Regions from separate parts of the Homo sapiens genome. Here region 1 is linked to region 2. The links are chromatin contacts, found by Hi-C or POLR2A ChIA-PET in ENCODE. All regions are on one chromosome and are shown on one strand. Each heading gives the region's core, a stretch centred on a gene start or an enhancer-like site at or near the end of the contact. The rest is flanking DNA. Distances are from core to core; before and after follow the strand shown.

Evidence for each region. Hi-C counts contacts between places; a loop is a spot of excess contacts on that map. ChIA-PET counts read pairs that join two places held with the same protein, here RNA polymerase II (POLR2A). Pooled maps may share reads with other maps.
Region 1: a loop to region 2 is called in a map of ascending aorta, with 2.3 times the contacts of the local background. The contact joins two enhancer-like sites. A Hi-C loop is called at or near these places in 1 of 168 maps with a recorded cell type or tissue (ascending aorta) and 9 of 50 pooled maps. POLR2A ChIA-PET finds 5 or more read pairs at or near these places in 7 of 52 experiments (A549, BJ, K562 and 3 more).

What each region holds. Positions count from the first base shown.
Region 1 is chr1:109,926,821-109,930,021 of GRCh38, reverse strand. It overlaps CSF1 (colony stimulating factor 1), which reads right to left. Exons shown (of 9, transcript NM_000757.6): 9 at 1-1,170. Among named protein-coding and RNA genes, the nearest start is that of CSF1, 18 kb to the right of the region's middle. Within about 2 kb of position 1,770, at least 25 of the 41 ENCODE cell types and tissues checked have a DNase peak (open chromatin) inside an H3K27ac peak, as active enhancers do.
Region 2 is chr1:109,890,509-109,893,521 of GRCh38, reverse strand. All of the region lies in intron 4 of LINC01768 (long intergenic non-protein coding RNA 1768), which reads right to left. Among named protein-coding and RNA genes, the nearest start is that of CSF1, 19 kb to the left of the region's middle. RefSeq lists an enhancer at 2,981-3,013. Within about 2 kb of position 1,486, at least 5 of the 41 ENCODE cell types and tissues checked have a DNase peak (open chromatin) inside an H3K27ac peak, as active enhancers do.

The DNA.
Region 1 (3,201 bases), core at 521-3,020, 36 kb before region 2:
TACCTATATTTCAAAGGCCCATCTTCAGTCAGAGCTCGCCCTGTAGCCTCTCTGTCTGTGCCCTCCCCTCCCTTGCTCTCTCCCACTAGTCCCTTCCCTCTTGGGAATGTCAAAGTGCAAGATGCAGAAACCTGGGCGAACAACACAGCCTAAAGACCGGCTCTGGCTGGCGGCCCAGGAGGTTCTCCCACCCCACTCCACTCCGGGGAGTCAAAGGCCAGGTCAGGAGAAGGTCAGGGCTGAGGGGCTCCCTCAGTCGACTGGTGAGGCCAGCTCAGTGCAGGAGGCTGGGGAGAGGCTGGAGAGTGGAGGACGGACGGATGCTGGCTCATGGATGGACGGGGGCAGGCTGTTCAGCAGGCAGGTACAGTGTTCACAGTGCAATGGCTTCCTTCATGAGGGGAGCCTCTGCTTGGCCTCCTGGAGAAGCTCTGGCAGGTGCTGGAAGGAGGAGGGGCAGAGGCCAGTGCTTGATCCCCCTCTTGGCATCACTGGCAGGTCAGGCAGGTCCTGAGGGCAGGGCTGGCCTCCCCTCTGCGCCTGGCAACCAGCACAGGGCACTTAGGTGAGCCGAGGGTGTAGACCCTTCAGGCTGTCAGTGCAGACCAGCAGGTCCAGAGGCCTCCTCTTCCCGTCTCTCAGGCTGCACACCTTTACGGGAAATCAGGCCGACGCTGTCCCGCCCCACGAACTTCAGGCTCCTCTCTCTGGAGACAGGTCCATGCCTGTCCAGGCTGGGATACCTTGGCACCAGGCAGGCCCTCTGGGTGCAGGGTTCTTTCACTCCTCAGCGTCCACCCTGCTTTCCCACAAACCACAGGCCGGTGGGTCCCTGGCCTGGGTTCCGGCATGGAAGGGAGTGAGAGGAGGGTGCAGCCCCTGAGGGAAGAGGGTCCTGAGCCGGGCTCACCAGCCTTCCTCAAGCACATGGGAGCCTCCAGGGCTCACAATAAATAGTGGCAGCATGGGGAGCATCCTCTGGCCTCTCTCATTCAGTCAAGGGTCTGCGGGTTGAGACAGAGGGGCCCCAGCCTGGCTGCTCTGGTCCAGTCCTGGCAGGCAGGAGCTCTGGTGGAGGGCAGACCACATTCCAGGAGGATGGCCAGGGAGGGGTGGTGGTGGACGCCCCATAATGTCTCCTCCCACGGAGAGACTGTTCTGTGCGTCCAGCTGTGGGAGAGAAGGAAAGGCTAGTCAGCAGAGTGGGAATGCGGGGAGGGTCGTTGAGGACATGGATTGGGAGGTGTGGCATTCCTGTGGGCTGCTGGCGGTGCTGCAGGCAGGACTTCCTTTCCTCCCTTCCCTGGCCTTTCCAGACACCACAGAGAGACCAGGCAGCTTTCTCTGGCACCAGCCCAGGCCTCTGGCCCAACTGGCCTCACCTCCTACCTCCTCCTGGGGAATCAGGGCCTCAGTGGAAGATAACGGGGCCCGGGAGAGGTCTGGGCAGGGCTGGGAAGAGGGGTTACTGCTCAAGCAGAGGGCTCTGACAAGGAGCGAAGCGGGCACTTGAATGTCTTTGGACCCCTCCTCAGGCGAGGTCATCTCATTGGCCTTGGTCCAGTGAACAAAGGGTGATTCCTGCTAACACTAGCAAAGAAGAATCTTTCATTTCATCAGAGGGGCATCACATATGATGTTCAAGACAGTAGGGCAGAGCTAGCTGAAGAGGAACAACTTGGGCCAGAGAGGAAAAGTCTAGAGGCAGTGCCAGGACAAGGAAATTCCCACACTGTCATTTGGCACGCGACCCCTAAGCAACCCAGCCCCTCCTGGATGGGCCGAGGGCCTTGCCTCCCGCATCATCCATGGGAGTCAGGGCCTTGTCCTCTCGCCTTCCACCCCCATCCTTGTCCTCTTGCCCAGCATCCTCAGGACGCTTTGTTCCCAGAGCAGAAATCCCCTGGACCCCATCCAACAGTTTGACTTTGGACCTTGTGTGGAGCCTCCCTCCCTAACATCCATAGGCCCTACTGGGTAAGGAGGGAAGATGGAACCACAGCCTCTGGCTCCCTGCCCATTCCCATGCTCTAGAGGGAAAGAAGGGGAACCATAAACTGGACATGAGCCATGCTGGGTACAGCCAGGCCACAGGCCCAGCTAGGGCCCAGGAGGGGAGAAGGACCCAGTGAGCGAGTTCCAGCCTGCTGCCCCATCTTCTAGCTGCTTAGGGCTGAGGTGCTGGTGTCTGCATTTTCTGTGGCTCTGAGTCCCTATCTCAGTCTCTGCCTCTATGTTTCTCTCTCTCACTTCTCAAATCACAGCAGCAGTCACTCTAGGGGCTGGCACTCAATCTCTCCAAGGCCACTGGTGCCTGGCCTGGAGACCACCTTAGGGCTGGACCTGCCGGGCCAAGTGGGATCTGGATGTAGCCCCTGCCCTGGATTCCCTCTCCAAGTGAAATCTTGAGGGGGAAGAGGAAAGCTTGGGACGGGCCTGAGAATAAGCAAGTGGGGAAAGGAGGGTGGGCGTGTAGAGGGGTGGGACAGAGGGCCAAGACCACGGCGAGGGGTTTGGGGACAGACGACCCGTGGGAAGGGTGTTGTGGCACTGAGCCACCAGCAACCAGTTCTGAGGAGGCCTGGGTCATTTCACAGTCTTGCCAGTGCCCCAGCTGACCCACTCACCCATCTTAGCCCACCCCACTGACAAGGTAGACCCCAGGATTCCAGATATGTTGTTACTGCTGGTTCTTGTCTAAATAGGTTCCCCTGGTTTTGAGCATTTGCCAAATTCCCTATCTCTCTAGAAGGGGCCCAGACCTGTCACTCCACACATGGGAGAGCCCTGCGGCACTGGCTTGCACTTGGTAAAGGATGTGACTGGAAACTTGACTGGGTCACCCCAGCTAGTCAGCCAACCAGCCAATTAGTCAGGCAATCAGCTAGTCAGTTGCTCAATGGGCTCCCCAAGCAACAGCTGGTCAGTTAGGCAGTTACCAAGATAGTTGGTTGGTTAGTCATTCACCCAGCCAGCTGGTCAGCCAGTCAGTCAGAGTCAGTCAGTTAGCTGGTTAACTGGTCAGCTAGAGGCTGGTCAGTTAGAGACAGCTGGCCAGGGTCAGTCCGTGAGTCAGCCCTGAAGCCAGTCAGTCAACATTTATTGCATGTTTGGCAAATGTGGAGAGGCCCTCTCTTAGTAGAACCCAGGATGGAAAAAGAAACACAAAAAAAAGTGGAAGACAGTCCCTGCCCTCAAGGG
Region 2 (3,013 bases), core at 237-2,736:
TATTTTTTGCGTGGAAGGCAATTATATTTATTATGTATTACATGTTTGTGTATTTGCTGGCTTCCTTCTTGTTCATCTTCCCCACTAAAGTGTGAGCTCCAGGAGGACAGGGGTTTTGTCTGCTTTGTTCACTCTACATTCTTAGCCCACAGAACAGCCCACAGAACAGCACATAGCACACACTGAGCACACAATAAATGTGCTGAATGGATGTTCGACTAATGAACAACAATCTCTAAAGCGAATTCGCAAGGAGTCTGACATGCAATGGCTCAGCACAACAGCTTTGCAAAGGGGCATCCCCATTTTACAGAGGAGCAAGCCTGGACTTGGAGTAGCTGAGTAACTTGGCCACAGGCAGAGCCCGAGCTTACTGGATTGTAGGCCGTGACCACAGACCAGCTCTTCTTACCCAACTGGGGGACCCTTTCAGAGAGGAACAATCTAGGCCCTCCCTCCACCTTCTCCTAGTTTCAGTAGGGAGATGAGAAGACAATGTGGGGAATAAAGAAGTCCAGCGAGGAGCGCTGGGAGGAGAGGAGGAGGAGGAGCCCCAAGGAGCCGGCTGCTGGAGGAGAGGGCGTCTGTCTTGGCTCCTTGCCGAGGCCTGAGGAGAGAGGCTGTCCTTTGAGTAAGAATTACATGCCCTACATCCCAAGCTAAAGGGCACCTTGGATCCCAAAGCCCACTTCTACCTTCAGGGGATGAGCAGAGATTTGCCTCAGGATGGGAGGGCCCTTCCTAAGGAAGCCCTGACCCTCTGGAAACTTCTCCCTCTCCACCTCCCCACCACCCACTGCAAGCTGCTGGGAATTCCCCACTTCCTGGTAGGAACTATAGAGCCCCAGGGGGAGTTTCCTCAGCCCTGGAATTCAGGACACTTTCCTGCTTTTATGATACTGTCTTCACCCTCTGCATACCAACCCCTCCCCAATACAAATTGGTGGCAAGTAGGTGGAGGAAGGAGGGTCCACTGGAGAACCCCCCCTTACCACCCAGCCCAGGAGCAAACAATTTCTCCCCAGGGCTCAGAAGCTGCCTGTGAGCTTCTTGTTTGGGGCTCACACTGAGTTCCCCCTGTCCTTTATTTGAGATGAGTGACTCGTGACACCACAACTGCTGAATCTACAGCCTCCAAAACCATGCTGGGGTCCAATCTCTAGCCCGGGCAGGAGGCATTCTGCTGGTGCATCTCAGTGTGCCCCCACGCTGTCCCGGTAAGTCACTCCAGCCTGGTCCCTGGAGTTCTTGGCCCTGTCTCTGCTTGCTGGAAGTGCCCCTTCCCTGTCCGTTTCCTGGCAGCGTGTAGGAAAGAATGATGGACAACAGGCCAAAGCTGGGAGGTCTTGTTCGGTCAGCCAGCCTCAGGGAGCCCAGCTGGGATGAGCATCAGCTTGCTGGCATCTGGGGTCTAGACAGCAGTCACATGAGTTGTGTGCACTTGTCTAGTCTGAGACACATCCCAGGCCAACTGTTTGCTCATGTGTCCCCAGAGCACCTGCTACTTCCGGGAAGCTCTCTTGTAACTCATTTCAGAAAACACCCAATCTGCCAAGGCTTCGCTACAAGGCACTGGAAGAGAGAAGAATAAAAGAATGGAGAAGACAGAGCTCCTGCCTTCCAGGAGTCTAGAGGCCCATCCTAACAATCATCACTGTGGTTTAAGATGTGCCAGCCTCTGGAATGAGGTGTGGGGACTCAGCGATAAGTAAAACATTTCTCTGAACTTCAGAAATTTAGATTGTAGCTGGGGAGAGAGACATATAAACTGGTAATTCTACTACATGGTGGAATTACCTGAAAAGCCAGGCAGCTCCTCCCTCCAGCCTCAGCTGAGATGTCATCTTCCCACAGGAAGTCTTCCCTGACCCTCGTCTGGGTAGACGTCCTTCAAGCATCACAGCATATACCACTAAGCTGTGCCATTGCCTGGCAGCCTAGCAGAAACTCCCATTCCCCCATCACCAAAACATGAACACTCTGAAGGCAGGGACTGGCCTTCTGTCTTTGTGTCCTCAGCGTCTCACACAACTAAACATATTTATAGATAAGTGTTACATGAACGATTTCTAAACAGTTGACTGCAATACAAGGCTGACAATATATGCTAAATAGAGATTTGACAACATGCTGGCTTTGTTGTAGAGAAAGGGCTGATTAATTTTGAACTATGAGGATAAAAAAGGCACCAAAGAGAAGGTGTGATTGCGGCTAAGCCCTATGGGATGCACAGGCTCTTGCCAGCCAGAGAAACAGGAGGAGAGCATGAGTCAGGAAAGTACATGCTTTGTTACAGCTAACATACAAAAGCCCACAGGGACTGGCGCATAGGACATGGAGGGAGGAGATGTAGGTGGTCAGGCGAGGAGGAGTCTTGGTATCGTGCTAAGCAAGGAGTGTCGTCTTTGTTCTGTAGACACAGAGACCCTCTGAGAAGTTTCCATGACAGGAGTCATCTAAACTGACCCGCATTTTGCAGAGGCTCTGCTGACGGCTGTGGGAAGGGTGTATTTTGGAGAGTTTATTTCTAGGAGTGTCCTCTCTTTGTCCTCTCTCCCCTGGAAGGGGGAGCTGGGGAAAGTTGGAGGGAAAGGGTGGAGCAGATAAATCAGTTAAGAAGCAATGTAATGTTAGGAGACTGGTGGCAATAACATGAATCAGAACAGGTACAGTGGGAATAAATAGAAAGAGGCAGAGTTGGTGACATGAGAGTGAGACTGAATTATCTACACAGAGTGGCTGGGAGGACATGAGAGAGGAGCAGGCTCCAGGAGTGGGGGAAGGGGAGGAGGCGTTCCATTCTGGGCTGCCATCAGCATGGGAGTAGAGGACGAATCTTAGATTTTCTCAATCCTGATTCATCTTGATAACAAGCTATGTGAGGACTTTGAGGAACCCATTTTGTTCAAAGCTTACACAAGTGACAAAATCTCTTCCTATTATGGAAACATCTCACAGAGCCCTCCCAGTTTTAACTACCACCATCCCACATACACCCACCACCATAGCAACC